2 separate regions of the Homo sapiens genome follow, and region 2 is linked to region 1. Evidence: chromatin contacts called from ENCODE Hi-C or POLR2A ChIA-PET data. All regions are on one chromosome and are shown on one strand. The core of a region is the stretch at or near the end of the contact, and the rest is flanking DNA. Distances in the headings are between cores, read along the strand shown.

The links. Hi-C counts contacts between places; a loop is a spot of excess contacts on that map. ChIA-PET counts read pairs that join two places held with the same protein, here RNA polymerase II (POLR2A). Pooled maps may share reads with other maps.
Region 2: a pooled map shows a loop between it and region 1 (2.3-fold over the local background). The contact joins two enhancer-like sites. A Hi-C loop is called at or near these places in 1 of 50 pooled maps. POLR2A ChIA-PET finds 5 or more read pairs at or near these places in 2 of 52 experiments (CD8-positive, alpha-beta T cell and GM10248).

What each region holds. Positions count from the first base shown.
Region 1 is chr17:82,589,838-82,596,441 of GRCh38, reverse strand. The region is part of intron 8 of FOXK2 (forkhead box K2); the gene reads right to left. Among named protein-coding and RNA genes, the nearest start is that of FOXK2-AS1, 4.7 kb to the right of the region's middle. RefSeq lists silencers at 3,042-3,242, 4,355-4,649. Within about 2 kb of position 3,406, at least 38 of the 41 ENCODE cell types and tissues checked have a DNase peak (open chromatin) inside an H3K27ac peak, as active enhancers do; they include CD8-positive, alpha-beta T cell, where a contact is called at or near this core.
Region 2 is chr17:83,196,708-83,203,311 of GRCh38, reverse strand. All of the region lies in intron 2 of LOC101929650 (a long non-coding RNA gene), which reads right to left. It overlaps LOC105371948 (a long non-coding RNA gene), which reads right to left. Exons shown (of 3, transcript XR_933965.3): 3 at 3,326-3,509. Among named protein-coding and RNA genes, the nearest start is that of METRNL, 120 kb to the right of the region's middle. Within about 2 kb of position 2,816, at least 30 of the 41 ENCODE cell types and tissues checked have a DNase peak (open chromatin) inside an H3K27ac peak, as active enhancers do; they include CD8-positive, alpha-beta T cell, where a contact is called at or near this core.

The sequences.
Region 1 (6,604 bases), core at 2,157-4,656:
CTCCCCCTACACCAAGCTCTGAGGCTCCCCCTACACCAAGCTCTGAGGCTCCCCCTACACCAAGCTCTGAGGGTCCCCCTACACCAAGCATGGAAAACACAGCAGGAACGATGAGAAGGGAACAAGCAGCCACCAAGAATCTGGGCAAGGAACGTGTTCCAGAATTAAGGCGTCAGCGAACAACTGCCCTAGTAACGTGAAAGAAAAAGAAGAAGGGACTCAGGCTACTGAAGGCGAAGCAGGAACTGACCTGCAGTTGGTGTGAGCTGGGCAAACCCCGTGACCACCTCAGATGCTCCTCCCTGCAATCGCGGTCGCAGTCTGTGGCCGCAGGTGTGGCCTCAACCGACTCTAATGTGTCTACAAAAAATGTGCAGACAGCCGGGGCCACTGCGGTAGGCCAGAGATGCACAGACGCGCAGTGTGACTCTGGTTTCCAGTGGCCTTTCTCCTACGCTGACTCGGAACAGCATCCACGCTGTAGGTGTCTCTGGACAACCTTCCACCTGTCGTTTCTCATCCCAGGTTCCGGGCTGCCGGAAAAGGCTTTGCTCTTGTCTCCAGAAGCACCTGCTGGTCTGTCTGGATGGGGCCTGCTGTGTCAACTGAGGCAACTCCAGTCTGAGCTGGCACATGGGGGCCTTCTGAGGCCAAGGGGCCCTGGGGAGAGGAGTGGGAAAGGACCCCAAGTCACAGGAGCCAGGTGCACTTTTAGGGCCCAGGGAATAGTGACACAGGCTTAATAACAGGGACCGACCCCACTGTTAGAGCTTTCAACGAAGAAAAACCGTGACCACATGTATAGCACTCTGTCCTCTCCAGTTCAAACACAAGGAGAAGGCTGGGCGCGGTGGCTCACACCTGTAGTCCCAGCATTTGGGGAGGCAGAGGCGAGAGAATCACTTGAACCTAGGAGTTTGAGACCAGCCTGAGCAGCACGGTAAGACCCCATCTCTACAAAAGAAAAAAAATATTAGCTGGACATGTTTGTACGTGCCTGTAGTCCTGGCTACTCAGGAGGCTGAGGCAGGAGAATCACTTGAGCCCACGAGTTCAAGGCTGCACTGAGCTGTGATCACGCCACTGCACTCCAGTCTGAGTGACAGACCCTTTCTCAAAAAACAAGACAAAAGCCGTAGAACCTGAAAACCAGGCAAGACAGGCCACTTACCTTGTGACACCTCCACTATTACCTGTCACAAGGAAAGGACGACCTAATGGGAATCTGTTTACAGAGCTGTACAAAGTCTTAGAGAAACAAGCAAATTACCCCTGCCCCACGGCACACCAAACCCTGCTGCATCCCACGTTGCCCCCATGGTTAGAACTTGCCTATCCACAAAATGCTGTCAAAGACAATGTATGCCGGCTTGCGTTTCTATTCCTCCATTTACTTACTATGTGGAGAGGGTCTCACCCTGTCTCCCAGGATGGAGTGCAGTGGGGCGATCACGGTTCACTGCAGCCTCAACCTCCCTGGCTCAAACGATCTCCCTGCCTTAGCCTCTTGGTGGCTGGGACTACAGGTGCTGCCGCCACAGCCACTTTTGTGATTTTTTGTAGACACAGAGATTCACCATGTTGTCCAGGCTGGTCTTGAACTCCTGGGCACAAGCAGTCTGCCCACCCTGGTCTTCCAAAGTGCTGGGATTGCAGGCGTGAGCCACGGCGCCCAGCTGTTCCTACTCCTTTAGGGAAAGAACTAAGTTCCTCTGCGAGTCCATCTACAGAGACGGGCTCCGCTGCTGCCTACTCCAATCTGCAGACACTCACAAGGGGACGTTCCCCACCCTGAGGGTCCTCACTGATTCAGAGGGCGGCTTTTGGAAAGATGACTGCGGAGATGCATTCACATTTTTGGCCTTCCATGCACACTAATCCTCCCCACATAAATTCCAATATTTTCAAACTGAAGTGTCTGGAGCATTTTTTTTTTTTTTTTTTTTGAGACAGTCTCGCTCTGTCGCCCAGGCGGGAGTGCAGTGGCGCGATCTCAGCTCACTGCAAGCTCCACCTCCCGGGTTCATGCCATTCTCCTGCCTCAGCCTCCCGAATAGCTGGGACTACAGGCGCCCGCCACCATGTCCAGCTAATTTTTTGTATTTTTGGTGGAGACAGGGTTTCACCGTGTTAGCCAGGATGGTCTCAATCTCCTGACCTCGTGATCCGCCCGCCTCGGCCTCCCAAAGTGCTGGGATGACAGGTGTGAGCCGCCGTGCCCGGCCTGTCTAGAGCATTTCTTAGCGGCCAACTTTTACTCCACAGGCAACCTACGTCATAACACTTGACAACACCCCAGTTGTGGGCTGTGTGGGTACTACACGCAGCAAGCCCCTCCGAGACCTCCAGGAAGCATCAGAAGACCCTATACTGTGGACAGAGACGCCGGAGCAGCTCAGACACGAGAGCAGCTGCTCCACTGCCACCGCCACAGCGATGATGGGTGCGGCTCCCGCAGAACACAGGCCCCGACCCGAGGCCTCGCACCTCCTCGTCCGCGTGGCCTGATCCCGCTGCTCTGGGGCTGTCAATCCAGTGGCGGCAGCTGCTGCTCTGCCTGGAAAGGCTCCGCTTTGAGGCTGGGTGTGAAAGACGTCCAGGGACCCTCAGACGTCACTGCCGTTTTACATGCTCACAACGCAACACCCATCGTCACTGTGGGACCAGCTAGGGATACCCACATCATCAAATCCTCACCCCAAATCTGGCTGCCAGATCCCCACCGAGGCACGCGTGAGCACCTGGCGGCCACAAGGGACCCGCAGCCTCAGCCCGGCTCCCCTGTGTCCTGCTCTGTGCCGATGCACTGCTCCCTCTGCAAGGGTCCTTGTGAGGGACATGGGACCGTAATTCCTCTGTGGGGCCGGGAGCCAGAAGGCTCGGAAGGCCCACACTCTCCCAGGTATGTGGCCTGCAGGCGTGGGGCTATAGCCGTCCAGCCAGCTGATCCTGGCACAGGCACCCGCACAGCACGCGGTGAACAGGGCTGGGCTCCGCCAGGGGGGCGCGGGGCTTCATCTACCTTCCTCTGTGCCTATCGCTCTCCTTTCCTTCCTTCCTCTTTCCCTCCCTCCCTCCCTCCCTCCTTCCTTCCTTCCAGAAACTGCTGCGTACCCTTTCAGAATAAGAGCCTGTGCCCGGTACAGGGAGACCTTCACAGGGTCTGCTTTCAGAATAAGAGCCTCTGCCTGGCACAGGGAGACCTTCACTGGGTCTGCTTTCAGAATAAGAGCCTCTGCCTGGCACAGGGAGACCTTCACTGGGTCTGCTTTCAGAATAAGAGCCTGTGCCCGGTGCAGGGAGACCTTCACGGGGTCTGCTTTCAGAATAAGAGCCTGTGCCCGGCGCAGGGAGACCTTCACTGGGTCTTTCAGAATAAGAGCCTGTGCCCGGTACAGGAAGACCTTCACGGGGTCTGCTTTCAGAATAAGAGCCTCTGCCCGGTACAGGGAGACCTTCACTGGGTCTGCTTTCAGAATAAGAGCCTGTGCCCGGCGCAGGGAGACCTTCACAGGGTCTACTTTCAGAATAAGAGCCTGTGCCCGGCACAGGGAGACCTTCACGGGGTCTGCTTTCAGAATAAGAGCCTGTGCCTGGCACAGGGAGACCTTCACAGGGTCTCCCTCTGCCAGCGCGAACTGGGCATTTCACTCTCACTGCGAAGCGTGCGCCCTCACACCAGGCGCCACAGCTGAGATGCAGAGAACCCCAGCCAGCTTGAGGAGATGCCCCAGGAAACACTGGAGTCAACAAATGATATTTGAGGACCACGTAACTGCTACACAAGGAAGAAGAGCAGAGTTAGGCAGGAGGGAGCAAACGATCAAGGCAGGAACAATGTTAACGAAAGAAGCGAAAGGCAGGGCCTGAGGAGAATGTCGCAGGGTGAAGCAGCAGCAAAGCCCAGGCTTCCCAGCAGGGCTGGTCAGGCAGGCCTGTCCAGACAGGGAGTGGCCCCGTGAAGGGCCTCATGAGGTTCCTCCACTGTGAGGCTTGAGCTGTGGCAACACCTTCCACTGACAGTGATCTGTGAACCCTTAAGAAGGTGACAGAAAGAAAACAAGAGGACACACATGTGAGCCCCATGAAGGACCAGGACAGTAGAGAGGCCGGAGGAGTCAATATGTGAGCCAAGAGATGCTCCAGGACCGCAGCTCAGCCCAGGAGCACACTGAGCAGGCGAGGCCCTGGCCAAACACAGCTCAGCCCCGAACTCCCAAATCAAAACGACAACACTGGCTGGGTATGCTGGCTCGTACCTGTAATCCCAGCACTTTGGGAGGCCAAGGCTAGAGGATCACCAGAGTCCAGGAGTTTGAAACCAGCCTGGGCAACATAGTGAGACCCTGTCTCTACAAAAAATACAAAAACTTAGCTGGATGTGGTGCTGCACACCTGTAGTCCCAGCTACTTGGGAGGCTGAGGCAGGAGGATGGCTTGAGACCAGTAGGTCGGGGCTGCAGTGAGTTGAGATCTCGGCACTGCACTCCAGCCTGGGTGACAGAGCAAGACAGTATCTCAAAACAACAGCAGCAAAGATGAAGTCATTGACAAAAACACAACCACAGTTGTGCCAGTAAACCAGAAACAGCGCCTGCAGCCCAGAGACAGGAGATGAGCTTTGGAAACAGGAAGCAGAAGGGCCTGTGGTGTGGACGGCGGCACCCGCAGCCCTGAGGCAGGGGTCTCCCAAAGCGAGCTCTGAGGGTGCTTGTACACAGCACGTGTGATGGGAGGAAGTGAATATGCAAGAGCTTGGGCGCCTGGACTCTTCCCACATCTCCCTGCCAGGGAGACTTGGGAGCGTTTCCAGAAAATGCCAGGCTTTCCTTTCCATGTACTCAAAAAGGGGAGGCCTCAAGCCCTCCCCACACTCTGGAACAAGCTTGGAGCAGTTTCTTGGTGCCAGGCACATTTCTGGGGCTTCCCTTCCTGTAAGAGGAAGCCTCCCGGCTTCCATCTCCTCCAGGCCTTCTCCATGGGGCGGCAGCATGATGCACCCCAGCTCTGCACAGGGTTTGGGGCCCTGGAGCAGAGCAGGGGACACAGGAGCATTGGCAGGTGGGCAGGGTGTGGACAACGGCGACAACGGGACCAGGGGCCACCCTGGTGAACCTGACAGGCCAGGGATGGGCTCGCCTGTGTTTGAATGAGGCCTCCATGGAGACCCCTATGGAAGCAGGAATGAGGGTACACTCCAGCTGGAGCGACAACCCCAGAGTCACCTTCCAGGAAGACACTGGCAGCTCATGCCCTGCGCCTGCCCACGGAACTCACCTATCATCCCACCAAGCCACCTGCTGTCCTGCAAGGCCAGGGCTACAGTGCATGGCCGGAACATCCTGACCCCTCGTCCTGTCAGCCCCACCTCCCATCTGTCAGCACTGTCTTCACGACACACGCAGGGGCCAAGCCCTGAGCCCCGGGTCCCACAGCAGCTGGTGGCAGAGGCAGAACCGGCCCAGGCTGCCCTTGGGGCCAGGGTGAGGATGGAACCCCCTTAGGGCAGGCAGCCCAGCCTCGGCCTATCTGCTCGTGGTGCTGAGCCCTCTGGTACCCCTGGGAGAGTCTCAGGCAGCCTGTGCAGTCCCTCCCTGCACAGGACATTCTAACCCCATGCTTGGGTCAGAAAACTCGGCCACATCCACATAATTCCTCAGTAAAAATACTACATTTTCCTTGGGGTAATACACTACACTACAATTTAGTATAAACATAATTGCTTAATATAGTAGGAACCCAAAAATTTCATGTGACTGGCAGCTCTACTGCAATATTCATTTTTTTGCAGTGGTCTGGAACCAACCCTGCAATGTCTCTGAGTTACACCTACATGTCTGAAAAGGCCTGAAATCTCTACATATGAATAAAGAACTACAAATTTCACAACAAAAAGACAACCCAATTAAATGATGGGCAAAGGACTTAAAAAAAATTTCTTCAAAGAAGATACACAAATAACCATAAAGTACATGAAAAGACGTGCTGGCCAGAGGCGGTGGCTCACCCTGTCATCTCAGCACGTTGGGAGGCCGAGGTGGGCAGACTGCTTGAGCCCCGGAGCTTGAGACCAGCATGGGCAACATGGTGAGACACTACCTCCCAAATAAAAAATAAAAGACTACAAGAGGCCAAAATTATGAGCACCTGTGCAGTGGTTCTCATCCTAGGTGTTCAGCATCCAGGCTGTAGCCGACACTGTTTTAAGGAAAATCATTTCCAGAATCTCCTCTTGGTCCTGAAGTCTTTTCTTAAAGCCCATCTGCCACCTCCTCTCTCTGAACAGCCTCTCTCATCTGCTCAACTGGGCACTGGCTTTGGGGATGAAAACTATGGGATGGAGCATGAAAGCAATAATAGGAAATACTGGTGCTGACAAGACTTTTTTTTTTTTTTGAGATGGAGTCTCGCTGTGTTGCCCAGGCTGGAGTGCAGTGGTCTGAACTCGGCTCACTGCAACCTCCATCTCCCAGGTTCAAGCGATTCTCCTGCCTCAGCGTCCAGAGTAGCAGGGATTACAGGAATGTGCCACCACACCCGGCTAATCTTTGTAGTTTTAGTAGAGACGGAGTTTCACCATGTTGGCCAGGCTGGTCTCCAACTC
Region 2 (6,604 bases), core at 1,567-4,066, 610 kb before region 1:
ATTCAGTAGAAAGTCCGAGTTGCATCAGTTTGGAAGTCATGCGGTCAGGCTTCCTGTACCCAGAGGGTGATTCAGCCGCAGAAAGCTCTGGGCTGCACCCCACCCACCCCTGGCCTTCAGGGCCCAGCCACATTGAGGCTGCAGGCGAGCCTGGCCCCCATGCCTGAGAGCCAGATTCCATTCCCTGGCAGCCTCACCTTGGATCGGACAGGGAGGGATCCTAGGACACCAGCCTCGTCTATCCTCCCTGGGACACCCTAGAACCTCACAGCCTGTGGGAAACACCAGGGCATGGAGGGTCAAGCCTACAAAATCCCCCAGTAGGTGATTAGGATAAGGTGAGCACTGGCCCTAGCTGACTCAGGCCAGCCCCCCAAGCAGCCAGACCACGTGAGAAGTGATGGCCACACAATGCTCTGGGTGTCTCAAGGAAAGTCCAAGAGCAGTGGCACTCCGGGCTGCATCCTTGGAGTAAGCACAGAGCAAGACCCCAGCATGCTTTGCAGACCCCGCCTTATGAGCCCTGCACCCCACTGCTCCGGGAGGGGTCAGCACCCCCATGCCAGGGCTGGTTTTCGGGGTGGGTGCCTGGACAATCTGAAGGACCTTTCGGCCACAAGGTGTTGAGAACTCTGCAGAGGATGCTGGGGATTAGCACAACAAGCTCTGCTCCTTCAGGCTGTGCGAGGCCTCATGAAAGCTCCTAAAAATCAGAGGAAGGGCCATGGCAGAGCCTGGGACAAGTGGGCAGCTCACAGAGGGGACTGGGTGCTTGCCATTAGCCCAGACTTCTCCCACTGCTCCTGCCTCAACTGCTACTGCCCGGAGTCTAAGCCCACTTTGTTGACAAGTACCCATTCTATAGAGAGCCTCGCCTAACTCCAGGTAGAGGCAGAAAAGTGTGTGTAGATCAAATGGCCCAGCTGGCAGCAGAGCCAAAAGTCATGCTTACTTGCTGGCCAGCCTTGCACAAGGCACCAAGGGTCACCTCTGCAGGCTTCAGATCCTGCCCTCTGTGAACAGTCAAAAAGAAGGTGTCAGAAGGAGCTAGAGGATGCAAGGGTGGCCAAGGGGCACAGAGGAGGGTCAGGTTACACTGGGAGGGAAGAGAGGCAGCCTTTGCATTCTCTAGGAGAAGCAGGGCGGGAGACTTTGGAGCCCAGCTCCCTGATGGGACATATGGGAACCTGCGGGGACAGGAGAGTGTCTTTGATAGGCGAGCCCAGTGCCTCTTACCTTCAGGAGGGCGCCTGAGCTGTGAAGTCTGCCCCTGTTGCTCAGAGATAGTTCCCTCCAGCAGGAAAACCTCTTTGAGGTGAGTTACGGCTTCTGGAGGCACAAGGATGGGCCGAGGTCACCAGGCCTTGCCTGTCCACCTTACCTACCCTGAAGTGCATGACCTTTCTTAGGGACAGAGCCTCTCTAGTTAATCTTAGAGCCTGGCCAGGAGCCCAGGATGGGGCAGCATGGGGCACAACACTTACTAGATGGTCAGGCGAGGGGAGCAACTGGGACCCTCCCCTCCAGTTCGAGCCATGTGTGTCATGTATGTGCATGTACATGTGTGTATGTAATGTGAAGTCAGATGTGTGTATGTGTGCATATGCAAGGACATGCTAATGTGTGTGTGCATGTACACGTGTGAATCTGTGCAAGCACATACAAGTGTGCATGGGCGTGGACATGTATGTGCATGCATGTGGAAGTAAGTGTACAGGTACAGTCTGAATCTGTGTGTGCACACACAAGTGTGCATGGGTGTGGGCATGTGTGTATGTGCATGCATGTGGAAGTGTGGAAGTGTACAGGTACAGTCTGAATCTGTGTGCACACATAAGTGTGCATGGGTGTGGGCATGTGTGTATGTGCATGCATGTGGACGTGTGTGAGTTGCCCTAGCACATGTTTGTACATATGCTTGTGTGCACCCATGCTAGGCTGCTCTCCCTCCTGGTTCTCTTTCAGGACAGGCCAAGTGAACCAGGGCGAGCTCTTCTCTCCCTCTGACGGCCCCTCCACAGGAGAGGGACCTGGGACCAAGGTTCCTTCAGCCATCAGACCCTAAGTCTCAGGGCACAGGGTCAGAAAGCTTCTAAGGACCCATGAAAATATAGAAACTGGGTGAAATTAACTCTTATTGGCCCGACATATGAAAAGAAAATTGCTTTTGAGCTTCCAGGAGATCTTCTCAGGTTTTGTTTTGGGGATTTCCTGGGAAGGGCATGTTTCCAAACAAGACTCTTGCCGTCTGCTCCCCCGGAGCTCCCCAACCAGCCAGGAGAGGCCACTGGCAGGGAAGAAGGTCCAGCCCAGCACAGACTCCCCAGGGAGGGCCCCAGCCCAGTGGAAGGACCATGGAAACCATGTCAGTCTCCCTCAGCGGCTGCCCTGGGTTGACATGTCCCCTTAGGGATCTCAGGCTCTCAACCCTCTAGTCAATTCTGAGCTGAGTTTTTCTGGAGCTTTATATTCAACTCTGACTTTGCTTCCCTTCACCTCTACTCCCCACCCTAGAAATAGAAACCTGAGGTCAGGAAGTGCTGAGGGTCCTTGGGTTTGGTGTCGGGGAAGACACCGTGCTGACTCGAACCCACTAGGCCTGGAGCCCAAAAGTCCCTTCTCTGTGACCTGCGACAAGCCTCTACAGCCACGTCTCCTTCCCTGTGGTAACCGAGTGACACCAATTGGCTCCCAGCCACCGCTGGGCCTCAGGCAGTTGCAGTGGCTTCGGCACTGGCTTTGCTGAGCCAGTGACAGCGACGGCACCTCCTGGATGTGAAATGTGCCAACACCCTGGCCTCGGGGACCGTACGGCGTGGTGTGAAATTTCTGTTTTAACGCTCCATGACCACATAGGTCTTGGCTTTTTATGAGTAAAGCAGAGACCGTGTTGTACCCAAGCTCTCTGGGTGGCACCCACAGCTTCCTCAGCGGGGTAACGGTGACGGGTGGACAACTGGCCCACAGGCAAACTGCACGTCCCCCACGGCGAGCATCTCTGAGCTGCACTGACCAGTTCAGGCCCATGCGTCACCGGCATTTTTCTGAGCCAGCTCCTCTGGTTCATGAGAAGGTCTGAATTCAAGAAATGAACGCCCAGCAATTAGCAATGTCCACAGAATCAAAGGAGCATGGTTTTAGTTGTCCTCCCAGGCAGCTTTGCCAGTCCGGGTATGAGGTAAAGCCAGAGGGACCCTGCCTCACCCACGCGCCCCAAGAGGGGTCCAAGGACCACCGACTGTCCCCACTTCCCTGGAACTGAGGATGAGGCTGATTCATGTGTTTCCTGTGACGGCCACGACATCATCATATCCGCTCGGAGAACTATTTTTAACTGATTTATGTATTTCTTGTATGAGGAAGACACCAACTTCTCCTTTAGTCAGTTTTACAGGAAAGTACTGCAGCTGTGCTCAGCTCAGCAATATTAATCGCCACAGAGCACCCTCCGAAGTCTTGCAAAAATTAATAAAGTTGGAAATATGAGTCAGGTTTGGATGCCACTCATTCTGAAAAAGAAGAAACTCAATAATAGTTACCTTCTCCTGTAGAATCAACGAGCCCAGTTTGCGAAAGAGCACCCTGTGTCTTTAAATTTCCGTGGCGTGCCCACAGAGGAAGGTGTTCCGACCTCTGCTGCCGCTGCAGCTCCGGGGCACTGACCACACAGAGCTGGTTTCTGCACTTGCATCGCTTGCCCGAGAGCTAGTCACCGCGGGCGTGGGCGAGGCTGCCAGGGGCCACCTGCCTGCCAGAGCCAGGGTGCCTATCTTTAAGGCCAGGGGCTCCTGAGGACACAGACACTTCCCTCCTCTTTCAGACAAGGACAAGCTCAGGGACATGGGTGGTTTGGGCTCAGGCTGACCGGGAAAGACACGTAGAAAGTTTGGTGTGCGCTCTGGGTTGTGGGGGCCCGGCGGGAGGGTGGGCTTCAGGATCCCGTCCCAGGACGCGTTCATTCAGCGGCACTCACACCCCCAGCACCTGCTCCCGGCGGGTGCCGAGGCTTCTTTCACTCTTCTTAGCATCTCCCCATCACTCACTTGACTCCAACCAACAGCCACTTATGTACCAGCTACGCGCCAGGTTGCTGAACAGCTCTGAGCAATTAAAGGGCAGCCAGGAGCAGCTGGGAGAGGAGGGGCTGGAGGAGGAAGAGGGGTCCAGGACCCAGGGGCTCACGGGGCATCCCGAAGTCTTTGTGGAGACCTAGGGTTGGGGCTGCAGCAGGGGGTCGGGGGGCAGCCAGAGATCCCGGTAGACCCGGGAGGGGCCTGATCAAGGAGAAGGAGGGGCCACAGAGCCAGGGTCAGGACAGACTGTGAGGGGGCCTCTTGTTGGGACAGCGTCCCCTCGGAGCAAGAGCCCGGGGCGTGTGGCCGCCTCACTGTGACCTCCGGCCGTGCAGGCCTCTGGGGAGGGTGGAGATGTTTTCCCCTTCTCAGAGCACGCAGGTGTTACCTGCCCACAGAGTAGGAAGTGGGGTGCTGTCACCTGCACCGCACAGGTGAGGAAGCTGAAAACCCAAGACCCAAGCCATTTGGTCTCACTCTGGCTGAATCACCTGGAGGCTTTGGGAAACAGATTTTCTTCCCCCTTCCAGCCTTACCGCCACCCTCCTCTCTTCTAGAAGAGGCAAGAAGAAGCGGGGGTGGGGGTGCAGGCCGAATTGCCTGGAGGTTAGGGGGACCCTCAGCACCTGAGTCAGGGCTCTGTGAGACCCCCTGGTTCTTCGCTCACTGTGGGCTGAGACGCAAGCTGAGTCGTCCACAGGAAGATACCCTCTTACTCTGAACAACCACTCTTTCAAAGAGGACACTGAGGCTCAGAGAGGCTCCCCAAAGCAATGGCCAGCCACCATGGGCAGGACGTGGACTCCGGCCCAGGAAGCCTGGCTCCAGAATCATGCTCCAGGCCTCTAAGCTGTAATTTGTGTCCTCCAGGGCTCACAATATCTAAGATTTAATGTGGAAAAATGGTGCTATTCTGTCTCACCCCATGCCCCAAAATGAACTTAAAGGCAAAAAAAAAAAAAAAAAAAAAGAATAATTATAAAGTTTGGAAGAAAATACAAGAGCATTTTGGTATAAAAATGCAAAATCCAAAGCCTTAAAGGAAACCATTTGACTACTTAAAATTTAAAAACTTTTATGTGATGAAAAGAACAACCTTAAAAAGGTAAAATAATAAGCAGCAGACTGGGAACGAATATCTGCAATGTAAACACAAAGTACTGATATTCATCATATATAAAGAACTCCCACAAATCAACAAGAAAAAAGCAAATGACTAGCTAGAAAAGTGGTAAAGGGTAAAAACAGAAACATAGTCAAATAAACTAATGAATATCACAAAATATCCAACCTCCCTATTAATCATAGAAATAAGAAATTGAAAAATATTTTATGACTAAATCTAGTGTTGCTCCAGTGAGGAAGGGATCCACTGACATGCCGTATGCAGGGGTGTGAATGGGAACAGGCTTTTGAGAGGTGATTTGGAGTCTCTATCACAAGTTTAAATGCACCTGCCCTGAGACGCCCATCCCTGGGAAGAGATGTCCGTGCAGATGTCTAAGGCACACGTCTGGAAACGGTGAAGACCTGAGAAGAACAATCCTTAAGGGTCCCAGCCCCTGAGTGTTCACCTTCCAGGGAAACCAGTCCTCATGGAGAACTCAGAGCCCTGGTGGGGTGGTTGCTGTGGTCTAGGGCCTTTGTCAAGGTTCATCCCAGGCTGGGCTTTTGGAGGGCAGGGAGGCCGCTAGTATCTGGGTGGCTGCCTGAGCCTGCAGATCCCACACCCAGCTGCCCCGAGGAGCTACTGTCCACCTGGTGGAGACTCAGGCTGGGCCCAACTCAGAACTAGGAGCAAGGGAGTGAAGCAGGGATGGGGTCCTGCAGAGGGGCGGTAGGGTCTGGCCCTCCTGGTCTGGGGGCCTCCCCGGGCGGGACAGTCCCTGTGTCCCACCCCAACCGCCTGCTGCTTTTTCTGGACCACCCCCCACCCCGTCCCCCGTTCCCCTCCAGGCTGGGCTTCCCACTGTCTTCCCACTGACTCAGCATCCGTCCTTCCCGTGGGGGCAGCAGCATCACTGCCTTCTCACGTGGAATCCCAGGGAGCTGCAGCCTCCACCCTGCCTTCTGGAGAGTTCTGTCTCTAATTTTATACGCCCTATCAGCCTGTTATTCGATCCAGATGCCTGTGAAATTTGCAGCGGGATCGTTCTGTGACGGGCGGTGGGCAGCCCAGGCAGGGCTGCCGTTTCGTGCATCAGCCCAGAGGTCTGAGAAGGGTGTGGCTCCTTCCCTGGGAAACAACATGGGACTAGTTCCAGAGCCAACACCCATCACTTTGCAACCCCCTGGGTAAGTGTGCGTGGGGGGGGGGGGGTGCTGAGCTGCAGCGGGGGGCAGAGGGCTCAGGCTGGACCACCCCTGCACCTTCCACAGTGAGGCCATCCCCTCCTGAGCCTCTGGCTCCTGGCCTATCCTCGCTCCCTCACCCAAGCCCCATGAGGATTCAGTAGCTTGAGAAGGACCCTCTGCTCACCAGAGGTCACAGTGACTGTGAGAACACCCTCCTGTCCTCTTCCCCCCATTCC